3 separate regions of the Homo sapiens genome follow, and regions 1 and 3 are each linked to region 2. A link is a loop called in an ENCODE intact Hi-C map of the cell type or tissue named here. Cell type or tissue: PC-9. All regions are shown on one strand.

What was found. Peaks named below come from ENCODE experiments on the same cell type or tissue, not always from the same donor. Only the 100,000 strongest peaks of a DNase experiment are listed, where the experiment ranks them.
Region 1: a loop joins it to region 2, with 9 times the contacts of the local background. A loop is called at or near these places in 20 of 110 quality-filtered maps.
Region 3: a loop joins it to region 2, with 31 times the contacts of the local background. A loop is called at or near these places in 17 of 110 quality-filtered maps.

What each region holds. Positions count from the first base shown.
Region 1 is chr7:24,662,039-24,670,038 of GRCh38, reverse strand. PALS2 (protein associated with LIN7 2, MAGUK p55 family member) reads right to left here. Exons shown (of 12, transcript NM_001303037.2): 6 at 6,318-6,449; 7 at 4,352-4,451; 8 at 3,950-4,018; 9 at 1,379-1,540. Among named protein-coding and RNA genes, the nearest start is that of GSDME, 91 kb to the left of the region's middle. In PC-9, CTCF peaks have their summits at 3,975 and 4,177 (motif pointing right); DNase peaks (open chromatin) are centred at 948 and 4,199; H3K27ac peaks cover 1,215 bases.
Region 2 is chr7:23,860,310-23,868,309 of GRCh38, reverse strand. No RefSeq gene overlaps it. Among named protein-coding and RNA genes, the nearest start is that of STK31, 150 kb to the right of the region's middle. In PC-9, a CTCF peak has its summit at 4,928 (motif pointing left); DNase peaks (open chromatin) are centred at 3,159 and 4,905; H3K27ac peaks cover 1,492 bases.
Region 3 is chr7:24,377,519-24,385,518 of GRCh38, reverse strand. The region is part of intron 1 of LOC107986777 (a long non-coding RNA gene); the gene reads left to right. Among named protein-coding and RNA genes, the nearest start is that of NPY, 97 kb to the right of the region's middle. In PC-9, a CTCF peak has its summit at 3,443 (motif pointing right); DNase peaks (open chromatin) are centred at 3,358 and 6,078; H3K27ac peaks cover 825 bases.

The sequences.
Region 1 (8,000 bases), 800 kb before region 2:
ACAATGAAAAGTGACTGTTTTTCATAAGTGAGGCAGGGGAAGAGAAGGGGTTATTTTTTTCCCCATTATATGTCTTTAAGAACTACTTGCTAAAAATATTGGGCACATATGAATTTGATAAAAGCGAAAAACTTTTTACTTCACAAGTGCAGCTTTAACATACGTTGATTACAGTGAAGTTTTTGTTCTGTTAACCACTTTAGTAGGATTTGTCTAAATTTAGTGATTTACAATGCCTGCAGTAGAATCAGAAGATTTACACTGAAGGGATTATAAGTAGCACAGGGGGGCAATGACAAGGCTATTTCCCTAACTTTTAAGAATTTTAGCAATAAGAGTACTCACTGAGAATTAAACCCAAAATATACTGGACAAAACCAGGGAAACTCTAAAATTCAATTAAAAGAGATAGGGTTAAAGTTAGCCTAGGATTTGACTCAAAATAGCTTAAAGGCATTAATATACCTAAAGGAATGCCATGTTAAAAGGGGGCTTGGTCAGAAATAGAAGCACAGCAATGGGAATGAAAGCAATGTTAGCTTATCTCCTGCTTTCTTCAAGGGAGAGAACATCTAAGTTCACAAGTAAAGATCCACGTATTTCAAAAACAAAGACAAATGTTTATTAGTCCCTACAGTCAGAGACAAATGTGTATTAGTCATTACAGTAAATCACTAACATCATCCAATTCCTTGATCTAATTCCATTCTCATCAAGCATACTTCTGACATGATTATTTAACTTTCTATGTAAATATGCAAATAGAGAAATGAATGCAAAGACCATAAAATGAGTGCTTGGTTCACTTAATGGTTATACTTCTCATCAGTACTATTTTATTCTATACATCAGACTCTGTAACCTTAATGAATGCTGCCTGCAGTAAAAGATGAATCACTCTTATGTGCTATCAAAAATCAGGTTTATGACCTTGCATGACTGAGAGCTACAAGCCAGGCCACGTAAGTTCACACAGCTGTTGCCACACTGGGTATGTCCAAGGGTCAGAAGCTTTCCCCTTTTCTTTACACTAAAATGGCTGAAAAATCCAACTTTTTAGATAGACATCAGTACAAGAAAATCCTAAATGCCTATCTTGCCACGAGTCTTAAATGTAGGCATTTAATTCTAACATTTCTGAACTGAATAGTTTAGAGAAGCACTTGCCACCAGACAGCAAGCCAACAGCACTGCAGCACTATTTCAAGACAGCTACAGAATTACTAAATTTTTCAATGTCTTTTACTTGTTCACTTTCACTGCCATAAAGAAAACTTATTTGGGAATAACAATAACTAATGATAATAATCCCCCTTTCCTCCATATGCCCATACTCTTTCCTGCCAATTGCATAGCAAGGAAAACACAGAAAACTTACATGGCACCGTAGTTCCAAATCTAGTGGGATTCAATACTATGAACCTGTTTTTCAAGCTTCTTCGGCCTACACCTTGAGCTCCTATCAATACTAATGTTTTTCTCTGGAAGGGAGGCATTTTGGCTACCTCCTCATATATCTGGATTTCATGACGATCAAATTCTAAATGAAAAAGGAAATGGGAATACAAAGTCAACTTTTATATACATGAAAGAAATCTCTGCAATTCTGTCTAGTAATGGCTTAGCTGTCTTGATAGTTAAATATCACTTGACTTGTACCCACTTAGCATAGATTTGTTTTTACAAATTTGGTAAAGTACAATAAATAATAATTATTTTATTATTGTTTTTAAGACCGGGGCTCACTGTCACCCAGGGTAGAGTATAGTGGTGCAATCTTAGCTCACTGTACCCTTGAACTCCTGGGCTCAATGAAGCCTCCCGAGTAAATGAAACCACAGGTATGAGCCATTATACCCAGCTAATTTTTAATTTTTTTTTTTGTAGAGATGGGATCTTGCTATGTTGCCCAGGCTGGTCTCAAACTGCTGGCCTCAAATGATCCTGCTGCCTCAGTCTCCCAAAGTGCTGGGATTATAGGCATGAGCCACTGTGCCTGCCCCAGTAAATTATTTTATATCTTGCTTTAAACATCTGGTTCCATCCATTTGCCCTTAAAAATTTGTCTAATCGGGCTGGGCATGGTGGCTCATGCCTGTAATCCCAGCACTTTCGCAGGCCGAGGTGGGCGAATCACGAGGTCAAGAGATTGAGACCATCCTGGCCAACATGGTGAAACCTCGTCTCTACTAAAAAAATACAAAAAATTAGCTAGGCGTGGTGGTGTGCGCCTGTAGTCCCAGCTACTCAGGGGGCTGAGGCAGGGGAATCACTTGAACCCAGGAAGCAGAGACTGCAGTAAGACGAGATTGCGCCACTGCACTCCAGCCTGGTGACAGAGCAAGACTCCGTCTCAAAAAAAAAAAAAAAAAAAAAAAAAATTTATCTAATCAAGCTAGAAAAATTCTATGTTTTATCCTTACTTATCAGAGATTCTATCCACTGAAACTTATTATCAATTTGCCAGTAAAAATCCTTTAATATAAATAATCAAATTACAAACCAGTATATATAGAAAGCATGTAGCAAATACGGAGGACAGGAGTAAACCTAGCGTGGTTGCTTAAGTAAGTTCCACAGAACAAGTGACCTTCCAATTATATAAATGAATAAATATTGTATGGCAAATCAACAATTATCAGTTTGATTAGAATTCAACATACTGACATTTACTGACAACATACATTTAAATATTAAGATTTTGAAATTTACATATAAAATAAATTTTAGATCCAACTGTTTCACTAGAAACATAACCCAAAATTATAATCTTAGTCGATGGGAAAATTACAAATTTTCTATTTTGCAAAAAAGCCTTATGGGCATATATTTTATGAATAATAGGGCCAAAGTGATGATTTGAAATATTATATTACCTGTTATTACTGTAACTCTCAATCTGTAGTAATAACACTCCTTCCTTAGCTTATTATCCTAATAGTAACTCTTTCTTTGCACAATTTCCCCACAGTAGATTAAACCAATATTAAGAGAAAGCAAGCCTACTTCTTCCTTCTATATTATTTTCTTTTATGGTGTGCTATTTAGTTTATTACCAGCATAGAGGTAGCTCTGAAGTCAAGAAAGTACTTTTAAAATTGCCAACTCCTTTGATTAAGCCTCCAGAAATTTCTGATTCATAGAGCTGTTTTTTATTTCTGTCATCCTCTGCAACTGGGAAGAATAAATATAGTAGTTTCCATTCTTTCCCTTCTTTCCTATTTATTTATTTTTAATAGCCAATGAGTAGCCAATCCAGGTCTGGGGTCTTATTTTACATTGTTTTTAAAAATCTTTTCAGCTTTACTGAGGTACAACTGACAAACAGGAATTGTATATAAAGTGTACAACTTGATGTTTTCATGAATGTGTACAATGTGAATGATTACCTCGATCAAGCTATTAAACATATCCATCACCTCATATAGTTACCATTTCTTTCTTTTTAAATATATTTCTTTCTGTATGACTAAAAGATTTAAGACAGAATTCTATTAGATCAGACTAAGATTTATTTGGTCCAGTGCTATTTTTCTAAAACTATCATGGTCAGTGTTATGGCAGGATACAGTTGCCCTAAACATAACTCTTTTAACATCTTGACAAAGGCATTCTATCCTTTAGAAATGGCACATAAATTACTATTTCAAAATTCTCTGGACAAATAGTTTCAATTATGATACTGCTTCTTGATTAAGACAAACAAAAATCTTAACCAATTTGTTTTGTGTTGTAAACTATACTCACAAAATAAAGCACATGGTAGTATATATAATGTGGGTTTTAAATAATTTATATTATATTGCACCATGTGTTCATATGTCAGCCCCTTGCAACTAGGTACTAATCTGAATTACACTCACTTAAAGCTGTATATTCAGAGTTTATGCCACACTAAATGACATATAGCTACTTCACTTGGACTTCTCAAAAAGTATTTAAAACCTACCTGCATTTCTGGTTGTGAGATACATCATCTTTTTCTTTTTTTTGCTACTTATAGTTCCACAAAAAGGTCCTGAAGGATGATAAAACAAATATAACTTAAGCAGTATATCAGAATATGAAAAAATTGCCCTATAGTATTTTACAGGGGTGGGAGAATTATCTCCCCAATGTGGCATCCTAGGAAGCAAAAGAGGGTGGAGGTGAGTTAAGCCACTGAATTTTGATACTCTACCAGCAGGTGGCAGAACGGGATCAAAAAAGATTACTTATGAGCGAGAGAAAGCAGAGGGAGGGATTCATTCTAGACATATTTTAAATAAATGCATTTGCTTATTTAGACAAAAGAGACAAAGAAAGGTGGTCACAAAGGACTGCTTGTTACTTATTGTGTCGAGCTCATCACCTGAATTGTCCCAGTCTCTTCTAACAAATGCCTTTCTCTTCTCTTCCAGGAACTGGCTTGGAATGAGACCAGCGCTTCCTCCCTCTTTTACATGGCTAGCCTAGAATCAAATTAATGAATTGTACATCTCAGTGACCAAAATTTGAGACCATATTCTATTAAGTAAGACAAGCAGTGGTCAGTCAAAAAAGTCACATTTGCTCTTAAAAACAACCTTGAGATTTAAATCCATAGCATTGTCAGTTAAGATATTTAAACAATTCAGCACTGAAGAATCAATTGGCACCTAAAATTCTTCATATCTGTCATCTGGTAGTGAAATGTGGGGACCAAAATACAAATTAAATTGCTAAAACTTCTTATTTATGATACTAAGTTAGAAAAGGAAAATGCTATTCTAAATAAGATGTATTAACAGGACATTTTATCTAGCACCCTTTAGTAAGATATTTACTGTCAACCTTAATCCTACTATGTTGGTATTTCAGGCCAAACCAAATGAAAAGGAGATACTATGTGGAATATAAAGTGTAGATTTTAATTTATGCCACCAGGAGTCTGAATATCCCAAGAGTTTGTAAGTTTAAACTAGGCGAAACTTCACCTAATGTAAAACAGCTAACTTAAAATAAGCTCCAAAGAGAAATATTTTAAAATAGTGGCTGGAGAACTGGCTGTTAGTGGTTTATCTCACAAAGTTAGTATTTCTATCCTTACAACTAGCATAGAAAATCTAGTATAACTTTAAGCACTTAAAATCCTGAAAAACAGAATTAAAGTAACCAACTATCAAAATGCAGGGAGAAACTGAGAGAATGGTGACAGGTTAGAAGAGAAAACTAAGAGATCGTATTCATAGGAAAAAGAAAAAAAATGGAAAACTGGAATAATTCAATAAAGGAAACAGCCACAGAGAGATTTTTTAAATGAGGGATCTAAAAAAAGTTCAGGGGAAACCTCTTGAAATCATGGATTCTGTTTAATTTACCCATTTCTTAGCTGTCTCAACACATAGTGCACTTATACATAATGTTTTAAGTTAAATTTAAGGACACATAAGTAAGATTGTTCTCATTCTGTGATTTGTTTCTCCTTAGAAGTAGATCTATAATTTAGAGCTAATGTGAGTTACCAACATCTCAGTTAATTTTAGAATTTGGTGCTAAGTCCTGGATCCTTTCCTCTTACTCCTTGTTCTTTAGTAAAACTCTCATTTGCTTTGATAGTTTAAGGCATTTCAGACTTCCTGACCTGTCAGTTTTTCCAGTTCTGAATATTGTGGTTGTTAGCTAACATAAACCATTACAAAAACAGACTTATTACTGCTGCTAGGGGTTTCTGAAAGCTGCATTAGGAGAAGAAAAAAGAATACCATTAAACAGATCTTCTGAAAAAAGGAGGGAAAAATACAGTGATAATACACATCTCTTTCCATATACACAGATTTTAATCCAAAACCAAACAAAACTGATAGAGTGAACCTCCATTTCCCAATATCTGAGAAGAGGGGAGCAAATAGACATTAAGACCTTAAGAAATGATGCTTTACTTGCTATGAACGAACATGAGGGAGAGGAGACAAGAGACACACTTATTTCACAGTAAAAGTCTCCTACTTAAAATAAACAAAACCCAAGTTATCTTTTGAAAAGGGATGACCCAAGTGAGTTCTTCTTGGCCAATAGCATATTTTAATGCAATTACCCATGTGAAAAAAACCAATTGGTCTAATCCCTAAACCAATGGGTTAGTGCCACAGGCTGGTTAATTCTGCACTTATTAAGTTGCAAATTCCCTCCCAATTTGATCTTATGTCCACAAAATTAGTAGCCACGAAGCAGGAGCTGTTCATGTGGGAAAAATCATTGTAACAAATGCTAATATTCTTCCTGACTATTCAGATATTGATCAGATCTAAGATTAAAATTAGAAAAGTAGCTGAGGAACTTCTGAGAAGCATACTAACCTGCCACCAATTTGGATCTTCTCTATTTACAATCTGAAGAATCTCTCCTTTGGAAAACTTCAATCCTGCTTCTTTGCAAGGTATTAGGTTGTCATTGTATGGATTATAATCAAAATGACACTTCACAAATACCTAAAACACATAGCACAATTAAAAATACTATAGTTGTATCACTTGCCACTGAATTTAAAAAATCCTTGTCAAACCACTCTGATTTAATTGTAACTGACAATGTATTTAGTACTTCAGATAATGAACTTGTCTCTCATAAATGGAAATCAAGTTATTAGAATATTAACAGATTTTGGTATCAGAAAGATAATAAAACTTCTTCTCTACTTTAATATCTAACTTTAAATCAACAAGAGTTTGATAATCATTCTATCCCACCATTCTTCCACTTTTCTTCAATCTTTTCACTTGATTTTCCAACCAACACTGCATAATTTTTAATGCAAGTAAATGCTATGATCCAATTAACATCCTGAAATATAATATAGGTAGTTGATTTAAGGTATATATTTCAGATGTATTAGAACTCTGTGAAAAGGCCCTGAAACCAAAATTAAACAATAAAAGTTGATGTTGAAGTCAGATATGAAATATATTTGGTAGCCTTAAATACTTTTTTAATCATCTTGCTCTGATTTATATGCTCATCTTAAATTTAAATGATCAACATTAAATTCATTGTAAGACAAATACTGAAGAAGTCTCGAAACTATTTTCCATTTTAAATTCATTTGTGTATACACATTTCTTTTACATTTGCATTATTAATAAAAGTATGTCAGTTAACACTGTTAGTTATGATCTCCGAAATTTGGGCTATTTTGCTTATTTGCTTTAATTTAAATTCTAATTAAATTATGCATTTTTGGTATTTGATGGAAGGTTCAGACCAATTGCTGTCTTTCTTTCTTTCTTTTTTTTTTTTTTTTTTTTTTTTTTTTCAGATGGAGTCTCACTCTTTCACCCAGGCTGGAGTGCAGTGGCGTGATCTCTGCTCACCGCAACCTCCGCCTCCCAGGTTCAAGTGATTCTCCTGCCTCAGCCTCCCAAATAGCTGAAATTACAGGCGTGTGCCACCACACCTGGCTAATTTTTGTATTTTTAGTAGAGACCAGGTTTCACCATGTTGGCCAGGCTGGTCTCGAACTCCTGATCTCAAGTCATCTGCCCACCTCAGCCTCCCAAGGTATGGGGATTACAGGCATAAGCCACTGCGCCCAGCCCAACTGCTTTCTTAAAACAGACTTGTTTTATATATATTTATAGAAATTCAAATGTTATCTTCTAAAGAATTGCCTTAGCATTAATCAGCATGTAAACTTTAATAAGAAAGTACACAATTAGTCAAAATAACAATGTTCTTTTTCTATTTGTTTATCATACTTCTGTAACCAACAAAATTCAAATAACACAAGTAGACATATTATATTATTAGTGTGGTAAAAGTATTGTGATCGATGCATACAAAATAATTTTAAAATAACGAAATCTGGGAACATGTAATAAAATCTTAGTTATTTATAATTAGATGATTTTCATAGAAAGCATTCAGAACATTTTCAACTACTCTAGAAAAGCTAAATATTAATCCTTAAATCAGTAGGTCAATAATTTTTTTCCTGATATATAATTTTAGATCTAAAAAGCAAGCATACAAACATTAAGATTGCT
Region 2 (8,000 bases):
AGAAAACCAAACACTGCATATTCTCACTCATAAGTGGGAGTTAAACAATGAGAACACATGGACACAGGGAGGGGAATATCACACACCAGGGCATGTTAGGGGGTTGGGGGGAAGGGGAGAGAGAGCATTAGGACAAATACCTAATGCATGCGGGGCTTAAAACCAAGATGATGGGTTGATAGGTGCAGCAAACCAACATGGCATATATATATCTATGTAACAAACCTGCAGGTTCAACACATGTATCCCAGAACTTAAAGTAAAATAAAATAAAATTAAAAATCAAAAAAAGAAAAAAATCTTGTCCTTAACCTTGATCTTTAGGTTGCTTCTAAATTCTGTTAATTTGGGGAACTTTAATTATTAACTTAAGTTTGGAATCCAGACTCCTGTTCCACCCTCTCCTACAGCCAGGTCACCCAACTAACCTAACCCTGCTATTGCCTCCTAGCTTCCAGAGTAACTAAACAAACAATATTCATGAAATTAAGTGACCTATGGCATATTTACTTAAAGTAGTACCTTTAAACCCATTTTTAAAAGACTTATGCAGACTTTATAATATGAAAAAATAGCTATAATATAGGCTCAACCAAAAAGAATTACATATACAATATCATAACAACAGGGTATTTAAAAAAAAAAAAAAAAAGAAAAGCTATGCATAGAGAAACAATGGAAAGGAAAACACCAAAATGTGAAAAAATAATTTTTAGGCGATTGAAATGTGGTATTTTATTTTCTCTTATTCCCACTCTTTTAAGTTTTTCTATATATATATATACACTTTTAATAATTAAAAAAGCATCCAAAATATAACTTTAAGAAACAAAAAAGTCTAAGGAATAACTTAATACCATTTGTGTATTAATTTTTTAAAAGCAATACAGACATAATCAAATATTCCTTTGTCACCTCAGTCAAAATCCTTACATTGTCAAAAGTTCTACCCAGAAGTTGATTTTCAACTTCCAGGGTGCTATAGTCTTCAAAGGCCTCAGTTTCTTTATTACTAGAGGCCAGCTGTCCCTTTGTCTCAGCACCCATTGCTCTCTTTACTCCTTGCTGTATAGGATTATGTTAACATAGGCAACAACTCATCAGTGTACCACCAACCCTTCACAGGGGAGCCATCACACATGCAAAATTTATTTTTGCTACAAGTAAGGATATAAAGATACATACTGCTACAAGGTATATTAGACTTATAGGTTATGCAAGAGATTAATTCAGAGAAGATACAACTTGCTTCAAGTTAGCTATAAGAAACATGATGCAGCATCTGGCCAGTAATCAAAACAGTTCATGATTTACTAGAAAATGTGACAACCGAATGCCTCTGAGAATGCAGGAAAATGTAGACAAATGGTCAACAGCCTTAAACGGTAATCATGAAATATACAGTAACTGTAATATGTATTTTCTATTTCCCAAAACTTTAAGATAAAAATTATATCCATCCTCTAAGTCCCTCAAATGATCTGCAAAAATTCTACTCTGCAAAAGTGTATAACAAATACAAAGTTTGGGAACGCTGAGGGTAACCCTTCTTTTGAATCCCACCACGTTATGGTGCCTCTGTCAATTACAATGTCTCCCTTTCTCCCAAACTTTGATAATAAAGAGTGAAAGCAAAAACCATCGAGCATATCTACTGTGTCTGTTTTCCCCCAAATTGGTGTAATTAGTTCACTTGAATATTTTACTCAAGCTAGAACTGACAATTTCACATTCTATATTGAAGTTACTAGCTCTACAGAGATGGTCCCTAGAAATGACTTTAGCCTGAAAAATTAGCTTCAATTACAGACCGTTTCTATTAAAGAGACAATATTCCTACAACAGAACATTTTGATAAAAAATTAAACATGCACAGAGGTAAAAATGTATTTCTTTACAAGTGTATAATCTACCAGTCATTCAAGAAAATGGTCTGTAAACTTGAAAATAACAAGCTTCTAAGTTACCAAATTAGTTAAGTAATATATGGCTTGATATCTAGGGTAAGAACATTTCCTGTACAGAAGCTATCCTATGCCACATCAAGAAAACAATAAGGGAGAATAATCTACATTTTAACTCTCTCAAAAATGTAAGGGCAGTGAACAGATTCACAAAAATAGTAGAGCTGTACTTCATTTTATACTCCTCTTCTAAGATAGAGAGTCTTCGATAGGTTTGCTGACCCTATGATTGCTGGAAGATATACCATTTTAGGATTAGTGGCACTTAGAAAGTGATTCTTGTCTCTTTTTTTTTTTTCCCACAGATATGCCTTGCCTCAACAACCATACTGAAGACTCTCTAGGACAAAGACTTATAACTCTTAGTGCCTTCAGCATCTATCCAGTGTTCTACACATAATTTCAATTATGATCAATGTGATTCTTGCCAAGAACCTAGTCTCTTGTGCCTCACTTTCCTTCCTCCTATGTAAAAGAGGAATAACAGTTACACTTTAAAGGGTTGTTGTGAAGATTAAATTAGATAATGCAGGTGAAATGCCTGGTACCCAGTCCACCTCATGCACTGTGCTAATTGATTCTACACGGCCTTTAATTATGAAACAAAATAACATTTCCACACTCTATAAATTTTTAAAGAAGGTGAGAATTGAAAGTAATAGATTCAACTGACAGCCAAAGTGTGCTTTTAAATCAACTGTTGTATCAGGGTCTGAGAGTTTACTTGGTAACATCAAAGTTATCTATGGCTACTCGGGTTCAGACTTTCACTCTAAATGTGCTCATGTTATAATAAACCACATCCCTTCCCAATGTGCAAAAATACAATGAAACAATTTTGTCAAGCACATTACTTAGTAATTTATTTTAAAATAACCTTTAAGCACAACTTTAAACACACTATGAAATAGGGGGAAGGTGATCATTTAGTAGGGAATAAAGTTTGTTTGTTTTAAAGAAAAAGAAAAAAAGCTTGAAAATTTTTATAGCAGCCCAAAAGAAATTATCTAGGTTTTGCTCTGAAACAAATTTTCATCACATATTTATCTGCTATGTCTGACGCTTATGTGGGGGGTTAAAAAGGATGTAGTGAAATAAAATTTTGTGAATCATAGATCGGATGGCAGAAGATGATGCAAGCCATGACTCAGGCAAGTACAATAATCATGATCAAAATTATACTTGCAATTTGTCATAGCAATTGTAATTTGCAAATACCAGTTGTTTGCCATAAATGGAGCTGATATCAGATAAAAATGAATCATGACGTTCAAGGAAAAGCAAATAAATGTCAAAACATTAATCTGCATAATATTTTTGGGGCAGTTATGAAAACATGATGGTAAGAGCTTGGTACCTTAACTTTCTCAAGAAATATTTCATGTTTCCAGAATATCAGCAATTTAAACTAACTTTTAACTAGTAATGGAAAAATGGGGGGCAAGGAGAAAAAAGAGGGGAAAGAGGAGGGAGGAAAGAAAGGAAGAAAGCGAAGGTACACAAAACAGGTATGCAATATAGACATTACTTACCTTTCAAGGAAATGAAGGGGAGAAAAGAGCATCAAAGTCCCAGCCCTTAAATATATAATGATTCTTCCTTATAAATAAGTATAATTTGAAAGATGACATGTAAAAGCAGAACACAATTATAAAAATAGTAAGTCAATAATTTAATTCTTGAGCTAGGTAAATTTGTGATCTTGTTTCTCTGGAATCTTCCCTTTCCTGTAAATAAATAGGAGTCCTTCTAAAAACAACAGCTCTAATATTGTTCATCTTCTCCTTTGATGAATCTTTCCACCATCCTATCAGATATTCAAAAGCATGACACTAAATTCTTTGAGAGAGACATCTCCTTTATTTACACTAAAATTCTCCCAGGACCTTTTACTCTAAATAGCGTCATTTTATTTAAAAACCTACTGTTTCAAATATAGCTTATTAAATATCTCCTTTAAAAAAATACTATAAATTGGAGAAAATTCTTTCATCTGGTTATTCCAGTCGTTTACTTGGCCATATTACTGGATTTTTGCCTCTATGATTTTATTTTCTGGTAGGTAGAAACAAATTGGCAGTTGATGACACCCTGCATAGAAAGAAACCCAGGATTCCTTAAAGGGGAAGAAAAAGAAAAGATCTTGTTGGTTAAAATTGATTATAAAAATCTATTTTAAGTAGTTTAAGGCTCTACTTTCCTTTAAAAATAGCTATTTTTCACAAATAAAACCAGAAAAATATTTTCATGTTGGAGCAATTTTAAAACTGTAAAGATTATTTAAAATTGATCCTGTTATTAAAAGAAAATTTAAAAATGGAACAAGCACATTCTTAAGGAGTAGACTTACCAATTGTTACAAAATAGCCTTCAGTCAATTTCAAATCATTCTTTCCATTTATTCATTCACAAATATTTACTGAATGCCTGGAATTGTTCTACATACATTTTCAAACCTTATGGAGTTTATGTTTAAAAAGATATAGACATCAATCAAACAATCACACTAAAGAAAAATTCGAGTTGTGATGAGGTTTTGTTATACAAAAGAAGTCTGAATATTTGAATGTCCATGACTAACTTAAATATTTCTAAAATTAACCTTTCAAACAGCTGCTGACATAAACATGTTTGCTGCATAAGCCAAAACTTATTACCTTGAGGCTGTGGAGTAAGAAAGTCACACTCCAGGTAAGAGAAAACGTGGTGGAAGCTTTTGAACAATAAAGAAAATATATAACCTAAATCAAATCCTTGAAATCCTTCAAGGAAGCAGGTTTTGATTCTATATCAAGGTTTATATAATTACTTTACATCTTAATGAAGGTTAAATTTATTGTACTCTCCCTCACCCAAATAAACAAATCAAGTTTGATTTCATTTAGAAGTTGCCTTTCCTAAAACCCTCCCTGCAGATGCTTATCACTGAATGCTGTGGTCCAGAGCTACACCTGGTGGCCATACACAAACTTACAAGAAACCATTCTGATCCTCAACAGAAGTTTAAAAATTACCCCTCTGTTAATCAAAAATCTCTCAAGACAGCAACAGGTTATTTCTTGATAGCTGGGGAAAGTTGAACTTTTAATGGAAAAAAATGGAAAAATGTTAAGGTAGATAGTTATAATAAAGTATAACACCATGTTAATGGTAGAATGTAAGTGATGGGTATATGGATATTCACCAAATTATTTTAACTTTCCAGTATGTTGGGAAATAGTCATTATAAAATATTGAAAAGTAAGGATTTAAATTAAGAATTTTGCACCCATTTTTTTAACCAGAAATACCTTTTAGATATTGTTTCCTTTATGTACTAGCATAATGTGTGTCTTCATAGTTCATGCTGTGTAATAGTCTATTATATTGCTGTACAATATTTTATGAAAAAATTCACTCATTCCACATTTATTCAATTTCCAATTGGACATTTACACATGTGTATTTTTGTTTCTATTAAGTCATGTTCCTAAAACAAACTTCTAAGAATTATGTCATTGGGATCAAAGGAGATCATCATTTTTATGGCTTTTGAGACATATGACCAAGCTACTTTCTACCAAGTTCACACTGTTATCACAAATGGAAACATACACCAATTTTAACCAATATTATAGGACCTAGACATTTTTAGATTTTACTGCTTTACTAAGCATGAAATACAATCCAAAGGTTAATTTGTACTTCTTGGAATTAAAAAAAAAATTACATATTTATTTTTGTACTTATCTACTGGAATCTCAATAATTTCCTTGTAAATTTGAATAATCACTTTATGTGCTTTAACTATTAACCTTTGTCTCCTAAACTCATGTAAGTTTTCCTGGTCAACTGCCATACTTTAGTTATTTTCACTATGGTGACTTTTATATACTCTAATCTGTCAATCTTAACCTTTGTGATACCATTCAAAGCTAGGAAATATACTATCACTCCATGAATGTGACAAACACTCTAAAAATTTTTTTGTTTTAATTAGTCAATGTCAGAGAGCAAAGCTCCCTTTAAGAAGATAATGGGGAAATAATAATATGGCTGGTAAAATTGAGAGCACATTGTCTCAGAGCACTGTATTTCTAAATGTGGTTCCCCCATATTAGCTCATTTATGCCTAGTGTTCCATTATTGGAACGCTAAGCTTGGAGTTATTTCATATCCTACTGAGAGGTGAAGCCAGCTGGACTTCCTGGGTCAAGTGGGGACTTGGAGAATTTTTCTGTCTAGCTAAAGGTTTGTAAACGCACCAATCAGCACTCTGTAAAAACGGACCAATCAACACTCTGTAAAACGGACCAATCAGTGCTCTGTAAAATGGACCAATCAGCACTCTGTAAAACAGACCAATCAGCAGGATGTGGACAGGGCCAAAAAAGGGAATAAAAGCTGGCCACCTGAGCCAGCAGTGGCAACCCGCTCAGGTCCCCTTCCACGCTGTGGAAGTTTGTTCTTTTGCTCTTCATAATAAATCTTGCTGCTGCTCACTCTTTGAGTCCACACTACCTTTAAGAGCTGTAACACTCACTGTGAAGGTCTGTGGCTTCACTCCTCAAGTCAAGCGAGACCACAAACCCACCAGAAGGAAGAAACTCCGGACACATCTGAACATCTGAAGGAACAAACTCCGGACACCCCATCTTTAAGAACTGTAACACTCACCATGAGGGTCCGCAGCTTCATTCTTGAAGTCAGCAAGACCAAGAACCCACTGGAAGGAACCCATTCCAGACACATTTTGGCAACCACGAAGGGACTACCACCAAGCAGTGAGTACCATCGGACCCCTTTTGCTTGCTATTCTGTCCTATTTTTCCTTAGAATTCGGAGGCTAAATACCGGGCACCTGTCAGTCAGTTAAAAGTGACTAGCACAGCCGCCAGACTAAAGACATGGGTGTCAGGCTTTCTGGTAAAGGACTCTATAACAACCCCCAACTATTTGGAGTTGGGAGCGTTGGTGTGCCTGGAACAAGCTTCTGCTTTTCCTGTACTTCTGGGCTGAGCTGAGGGTCAACAGAGAGGAAAGCCATTCAGCTCCCAGGTCCTAACAAGTTGGTTGACCCTGCGGCCAAGAGCAGAACTCTCAAAGTCATGTCGCCCAAGTGAGACTCGACCATCTAACCTATCTATGCTGACCCTTGCCTCCTGGGTCCTAATGCCTCTCAGACAAACTTCCTCTCACCTCTCTTCTCCAAGGCTAGTCCTGCTTCTAAAAACCACTCCCTGTCTCTTGTGCTTTTCTAGTTTCTCCTGTAAGAATGATTTCCAGTATAAACCTCAGGACTCTGTTCCCTTCTTTAGGCACCCAGGCTCACCAATCAGAAAGGCATAATTTTTGCCCAAAGCCCCATTATAGGGGGGACTATCTGGAATTTTAGGATCCCTCCTCAGACTAGCAGGCCTAACAAAAGCTATTCTTGAAGCTAGGATGTGGGGAGCTTCAGAAATGGTATCTTTCCTATTCACATAAGTGAGAACAAAAGGTATCACTCTTTCAACCCTGGAGATCCCTTCCCTCCCTCTGGGTATGACCCTCCACTTCATTTTTTGGAAATAACATCTTTATAGGTCAGTGGTAAGGTCCCAATACTAACAGGAAAATGCTTAGGACTCTAACAGGTTTTTGAGAATGTGTCAGTAAGGGCCACTAAATCCAACCTTCCTTGGGCCTCCTTGGGGTCTAGGAGGAAAAACTAGTGTTTCTGCTGCTGTGTCGGTGAGTGCAACTATTCTGATCAGCAGGGTCCAGGGACCATTGCAGGTTCTTAGGCAAGAGGTGTTTCTGCTGCTGCATCGGTGAGCACAACTATTCCAATCAGCAGGGTCCAGGGGCTGCACCATTGTGGGTTATTGGGCAAGAGGTGTTTCTGCTGCTTCATTGGTGAGTGCAACTATTCTGATCAGCAGGGTCCAGGGACCATTGCGGGTTCTTAGGCAGGGGGAGAAACAAACAAACCAAAACCGTGGGCAGTTTTGTCTTTCAGATGGGAAACACTCAGGCATCAACAGCTCACCCTTGAAATGCATCCTAAGCCATTGG
Region 3 (8,000 bases), 520 kb before region 2:
ATTTTTGAGGTGATGGAAATGTTCTATATATGAACTATATATGTTTGTCATATATATATATATATATAAATAAAACTCACTGAACTATATCCTAAAAAGGGTGAATTTTTTATATATAACAGTTATACATACAGTTGACCCTCGAACAATGCAGGGCTTAAGGGTTCCAACACCCCTGCAGTTGAAAATCTGCATATAACTTTTGACTCCTCCAAAATGTAGCTACTAATAGCCTACTGTTGACTGGAAGCTTTACTGATAACACAGTCAATTTATACATGTTTTGTATGTTATACGTATATACATATTTTATATATTACACAGTGTATTGATATAATAAAAGTGAGCTAGAAAAAGAAAATGTCATTAAAGTCATAAGAGTCAATGTATTTACTATTTATTAAGTGGAAGTGGATCATCATAAAGGTCTTCATTCATCTTCACGATGGGTAGGCTGAAGAGGAGGAGGAAGAGGAGGGGTTGGTCTTGTTATCTCAGGAGTGTCAAGAGCAGATGAGACTCTGCATATAAACAGACCCATGCTGTTCAAACCCATGTTGTTTAAGGGTCAATTGTATATATATAAAACAGTGTATAAATTATACCTCAATAAACCTGACTTTAAAAAATACACAGTGCATCATTGTTGGGGACTTACATAGATGTGAGCCTTAGTAGAGAATGAAAGTGAAAGCCTCACTCTTTAGAAAACTCATCATGCCCTTGTCTTTCCCCTACTAAGGACCTCACTTTCAATACATTTTAAAAAATCATATTTATCTCCAATTGCGTTTTTTTAAAAAAAATGCAAACTATGGGAGATGGGCCAAGTTTTCATTTTTCATAATACAGTAAAAATATTTATAGATATTTCAGCAGCTCTGGCACAATACACAGAACCAGTGAGTCCACATTACAGCAGAAAGTCAGTGGGTGACAGTAAGTCAATTTCTCCTCTATTACACTGCTTCCTGTTGGCGGAACAGTAGCAACCAGGAGAGCGGTGCTCAAAGCAATCAAGTGGCTCTTTAGAGCAAAGGGAAGGATAACTTTAAAAAATATTTATTAAAGATGTATATGGCATAAAACAACTTTTAAAAATTATTTTGTATTTTATTAACTAGTTATTAGTAATTAATAAGATTCCCTTTGTCTTCTGTTCCCTAGCCCTTGCAGGAAACTAGAGTTACTAACCTTCCAGAGATATTTTTATGCAAATGTGCATATGCATGTATTCTTTTTAATGCAAACAGAAGCGTATACTACTTTCTTCACTTTGCTTTCTTTTTCTAGTGTTTTTAAAAAAGATATGCTTATCGGTCTTAGTCCATTTGGGCTGCTATAACAGAATACCATAGACTGGGTGGCTTATAAACAACAAAAAAATAGTTCTTATATTTTGAGAAGTCAAGATAAAGGCACTAGCAGATTCAGTGTCTGGTGAGGGCCTGCTTCCTGATTCATAGACAGCCATCTTTTTGCTGTGTCCTCACAAGGTGGAAGGGGTGAGGGAACTCTCTGGAGCCTGTTTTATAAAGGCATTAATCCCATTCACAAGGGCTCCACCGTCATGGCCTAATCACCTCCCAAAGGCCCGACCTCCCTAATACCACCACACTGCGGGTTAGGATTTCAACACATGAATTTTCTTGGGGTGGGGGTGACACAAACAGTCGGTATACAGCACTGTCTCATTACAAGATGCATTTGAAGCAGTTTATTATAATCTATGTAAAATAATTGTTTAGGAAAGTAAAGAGTTGTAAAAAAATAAAACTAAGTCAGCAGAGAGTTTAGTACAAAATACACATGCCCTGAAACACTGTACAACAAGAGGTGGGCTACTAATGTGGCTCTGAGCTTTCTAGCAGCAAATGCAGAGGAAAATACAAGCAGTTATATGACTGTCGTGCCCATAACATAAAAACTAACCATTCTTTTCTTACATTTATGTATTCCCTCTGTGATAATTTTAAACTATTGAATTAAAAACAAAACAAGCAACATTTATACCAAAATCATAAAAATATCACCAGCTGGTTCTACAACCTGAGAAACATTTTTTTTTTCCCCCCAGGGAGCCTCATTTTTTTAATGAAAATCTTCACATCCTCACCTCATCTTGTTATTTTCACTTTATGTATGTAGAAAATTAATCCACATCTCCACAGATAGAGATGACTTATGTTGGAAACGTGGAGCCCATGGCTGCATAGTATTCCATTGTATGGATGTACCATAATTTATTTCCCCAGTCCCTTCTGGATGGGCATTTACAGTGTTTCTAGGATTTTGCTCTTGCAAACCATGCTTCCATGAATTTCCTCATGCATGCATCATTTCACACATCTGTAAGCATATTTGTAAGGTAAATTCCTACAAGTGGACTTGCTGGGTCAATGTGTATGGCTAATGTTTATTTTGACCAAGGCTATTAAAAAATTGCCCTTCATGAACAGTGTGCCAGTTTCTATTCCACACTCCCACATGTGACTGTGCCTGCTTCCTTGTACTTGCCCTGCTTAGCATATGATCCTACTCTGTGATGTTGAAAAACAACTCTTACGAATGAGAATGAACATTGTTCTATATGTTTAAGAGCATAATTTTTTCTTTCCTTTTCTGTGACCTGTCTGTTCATATCCCTTGTTCATTTTTTTTTCTATTGAACTCCGAGTGTGTGGCTTATTAATTGTAGGAACACCATCTAGATTAAGGACTTTATCCCTTTGTACTATCCGTTGCATTTTTCCCCTTGTGTGCTATTTGTCTTTTGACCTTGTTCATGGCATTGTTTTTGGCCATGTAGAAATGTTTTGTTTTTATGTGTTAAACTTTCTCAATGGTTTTTAAAATGACTTACGATTTGGGGTTACATTTGGCAAGGTATTTCCTACTTCAACATAATCTTCACTCCTTTTCTCAAATTCTTTATGTTTCAATTTGGAATTTATTTAGTGTATGAAAGTTGATTCATGCTTCAAAGTTATCCTCTTCCCGATAGCAATCCAGTTGTCCCAATAGTGAATAATCTATCTTCTCTCCCCACTCCTTGATTTGAAATGGAGACGGACAGCTTCTTAGCCTGAAAGGAACCCGTGGTAATCTGTAAAATACATCCCAACACTGCTTTCTTACACCTCAGGCAACAGGGGAATCAAAGCCTCCATGTGAGGCCTCAAGAAAGGCCAGTTCAGCTCATGCCCCCTCCTCACCCAGCAGACCAGGTGGACACCGGGCTGGCCTGTGCCCCTGTACATGAATACACTATAGACTTGTGCTCTTATATCTCACCATGGATGCTCTGGGCAGATAAGATTTCCAAATACCTTGTTTTTTTGTTTTTTGTTTTTTTTTCTCCAAGGGTGAGTTTCTCCAGAGAGTGTGACCTTCTCTAGGTGTTCCACTAGAGGGTGCTTCAACTATACATATTTACATAGACGTAAACATGACCTATGTTGTTTGTGTGGGCTGCACACACACATGCCAAGCAGCTGCTTTTTCCCGAACAGTCTATGACATGGGCATGCAATCTGATTTTTAATTCCCTCGACTCCTTCCACACATGATCAGATGACCTTCTCAAAGATCCCTCCTCTCCCAGTGAGCTGCTGGAACCCAAGGTAGTGGGAAATGGAGATCTACTGAATGGAAACTCTTAGCAGTGGTAGGAAAGGAGGCTCATGGGTTGATTTCTGTTTTTGCTCTTTTTCTCTGGAGGAGACTTTTAGGGATGATTTGGGCCTTCAGGGATTCCTTTGAAATACAGGAGAGGGCCACAGCTCAATTAAAAGTCACCGATAAGTGTCCAAAATTTGGGAGCCACATAGGCAGTGGGATGGAGCTGTTATTGGGTTGATGCTCCCGGAAGATGAATCAGGGTCCGTGGGGGCTATGGGGAGATGGAGTAAGGGGTGAGAATTGCTGAGTGGGTCAAGCAGGTGGGGACTAGCAATCATCGGGGAGAAGCTGAAGGATGCAGATTTTTCAGAGATTTCCCTTTTAGGAAGGGAATTGCAGTAGTGGTTTAGATGATTACTTTTTTTCTAAAAACTCAAAGTGGAATAAACAAGAAATGTGGACTTGGGGGGACTGGTGAGCAGAGCATGATACATCACAGAAAATGATGAAAGGAGCCCAGTAACTTCTCGGAGCTGAAGATAATAAGGTAGGCATCTTTAAGAGACAGTGAGCAGCAGCTTTTGAACTTTGGTGCATATTAGAATCATCTGGAAGGCCTTTTTAAAGAAATCTTGATTTCTGGGACTCGGACTCATGCATAAGCATTTTTTTTTTAAGTTTCCCAGGTGATTCCAACGTGCAGTCAAGTTCAAGAAACAATAGCATAGATCAGTGGTTCTCAAGCTCAAGTGAATACGAGAATCACCTGGAGAGCTTACTCGAATACAGCTTACTGGGCCATACCCAGAGTTTATGATCCAACAGGTCTTGGGTCGGTGACCAAAACTGAGTGCTTGAAATATGGTTAGTCTGAATTGAGATGTGTGATAAATTTGAAATACACACCAGATTTCAAAGACTTACTACCAAAAAAATACATAAATTATCTCGATATTTTTATATTGATTACATGTTAAAATGATAACATATTGGTTTTAATGGGTTAAATAAGATATATTATAAAAGCTCATTTCACCTGTTTCTTTTTACTTTTTAAAATGTGGCTACTGGAATATTTAAAATAACATATGAGCTTCCATCATATTTCTATTGATCTGTGCTCATTTAGATTAACAGTGCACAAAAGACAATTTTTAAATCACCTGCATAAGAGTTACCTGAAGTGCTTGTTAAAAAGGCAGTTTTCGTAGTGATGGCTTACAGATTCAGAATGTCTTGGGGGTGGGGGGCGGCGGGGGGTCAGGGAATCTGCATATTAAACAGCTTCTTGGGTGAGCTTGACGTGCTAAAGTTTCACATGCTGGCTTAGGCAAACAAAGAAAAGGAGGGGAGAAATACAAATTTTTCATTTAGGATTTGCTGCATTCATGACATGGTTCAAGGCCAATGAAGTATTCAGAATGAGATGATTGAGGATGCTACATCTTCATAAATGAAGCCCAAGTGAGGGAGTGACTTGTCTGGGGTTAGTTGAATTGGAGAAGTAGGAATTTGGGACATCTGTCTCCTCGCTACTCAGAATGTAGTCTCTGGATCAACAGCATCAACTTCACCTTTGAGTTTACTGGAAATGCAAATCTTAGGCCTTGCCCCAAACCTACCGTCTTAGTCCATTTGCGTTGTTAGAAAAGAATACCTGATGCTGGGCAATTTGTAAAGAAAAGAGGTGTATTCGGCTCACAGTTTTGCAGGCTGTATAAGAAGCATGGCACTGGCACCTGCTTGGCTTCTGGTGGGGCCTTGGGCTGCTTCCACTCATGGCAGAAGGTGAAGGGGGGCTGCGTGCAGACAGCACGTGGAGAGTAGACCAAGAAAAGAGGAGGAGGTGCCAGGCTCTTTTCAACACCAATTCTCTCAGGAACCAAAGGTGAAAACTCAATCCCTTTATGAATGGCACCAAGCCATTCATAAAGGATCTGCCATAAGGCTCCAACAATGGGGATAGAATTTCAACATGAGACCTGGTGGGGCCAAAAAATCCCATATTCAAACCATAGTACCTACTACTCAGTTTGCATTTTAACAAGACGCTAAGATGATTCAATTGCACCTTAAAAATTGTTTTACAACTTTATTTGGGCATATTTTACATATGTAACTTACCCATTTCAAGTGTACAATTCAATAATTTTTAGTGAAATTACCAAGTTGTACAACCATCACTATAAATCAGTTTTAAAACACTTCTATAATATTACCCCAATAAGATCCCTCATTCCCTTTACTGTCAATCTGGTTCCTTCCCATCTCTTTCCCAGGCAACCCCTGATCCACTGTCTCTTATAAATTTATCAGATAAGTGGAGCTATACAATATGTGATCCCTTGTGTCTTGCCTCTTTAATGTTATGCTTTTTGTGGTTTGTCCATGCTGTACAGATACCAGTACTTCATTTCTTTCTATTGCCAAATAACATTCCATTGTTATGATTATATCGCATTCCGAAGCAGGAAATCTCCCTGACTCCTTTGTGGTGGGAACTGGAGTGCACAGGTGCTAGAACTAGCCGCTGCTTAGGTGCCAACAGGGGCGGACTCCACTTGCTTGGTCCTGCTGTGTTCTACTCCTCACAGGAAGGGGAATGCTGGTGAGTGGGTGCAGGAGCCAGGGTGAGCACTTTTGGGCACCGGCAGGAACAAAACTGTGTGCAGCCCTCCCCACCCCAGTAACACCTAGGGGGGTGCCCACAACCCTGAAGACCCAGAAAGAGTGTTACAGTCAGTGCTCTTTTAGCTTTGCTGTCCACGGATGGCTTAAGTGTTAACAGCTCAGTGGAGGGTTAGTCTGGCAGCCTTTTGCACCTGCACCCCAGTTCTTTTCTGGCATCCAGGAGGAATGAAGTTGCATGAACAAATTGGAGATGGTAAATGCCAAGGATTTTATTGCTGACCAAAGTGGCTCTCAGATGGAAGGGGAGCTGAAAAAGGGATGGAGTGAGAAGATAATCTTCCCCTGGAGTTCGGCTGTCCCCAGACTCCTAAGCAACGCCATCAAGCTGTCCCTCTAAATCAAGCTGCTGCTCTTTGACATCCAACCGTAGTCTCTGATGTTCTGCTGCTTCTCCTCTTCTCTTCTTTTCCTCTGCCAGTGGAGCCTGGGGTTCTTATGGGCACAGGATGGGGAGCAGGTTGGCCATGGATGGTTTTGGAAAAGGCAACATTCGAGTGGGGAAAAAAGTGGGAATGTATGCTCCCACTTTGGGCCGTGGCTCCAGGTTAGAGGATGGCACTCTAGCTGGGGACCGCCCTCTTCTGCCCAGAATTTCCCTGCCTTCTGTCCCTATCAATTCTGTTTATGTGTTCATTAGTTGATGGGCATTTGTGGGGTTTTTTTCCCAATTTTAGGACCATTATGAGTAATACGTAAAAGAACATTTGTGTACAAGTCTTTTTGTGGCATATATTTTTATTTCACTTGGGTAGATGAGAGTAGACTCACTGGGTCAAATGGTACTGCACACTAAGACTTGAGAAGCACTGTTCCAGACCTTTTCTGTGTGTGCCAGAATGTGATAACCCCTTGGGTAATGGAGTGCTCATGGGCTTGTCCAGGTCTGAGTAAGGCTTGGTTCTGTTACTAGTAATTGTGTGATGTTGAACAAATAACTTTATTTAGTTGGTGAAGTAGATTTATAATCCCTACTGCATAGGGTTACTGTGAGATATAGAGCCACAAGTAGACTTTGGAGCAAAAGGAACCTAGGTTGAAGGCTAATCTGGCTAACTTTTTATGGCTGGATAAGTTGCCAAACCCCCAAGGCCAGTTTCTTTGTCTATAAATGGGGGATAATAATAATATATTTCTTGCTAGGCTTAAATAATGTGTTCACTACCTTAACAAAATAATCAATAAACACTGGCAACTATTACATAAAACACCTAGCTCAGATTGGGTGCTCAGAAAATGCTGGGTCACTACAAGATGGTTTCTACATCTTGGATCTTTCCTGGGGAAGAGATCAATTAAGAGGACACACACACACACACACACACACACACACACACACAGCCTGAGTTATTTTGCTTTGTGTGGTAGAACCAGGAGTTTCTCCTAAACAAAGTTAAACCTTCTCGATGAACTCACTTGTGATTTGTAAACATTCAACTCCAAGTCCAGGAGACATGTCTGTGATGCTGAGGTTTCAGTTCTGGAACATGTAAATGTACACTACTTGGTTACAGGCTCAGATTAGCTCAGGAGCTTCTTGAGCACCATGGCTTAAGGAAGGATTTACCAGGGAGTCCTGGGCTATATTAACTTTACTTAGCAGAGCAGAAAAACAACCTGCAGCAGCCATGGGGGTCATGGGTCAGTGAGCTTGACTGACCATTTTTTCAGATAATTCTAGGACCAGCTTT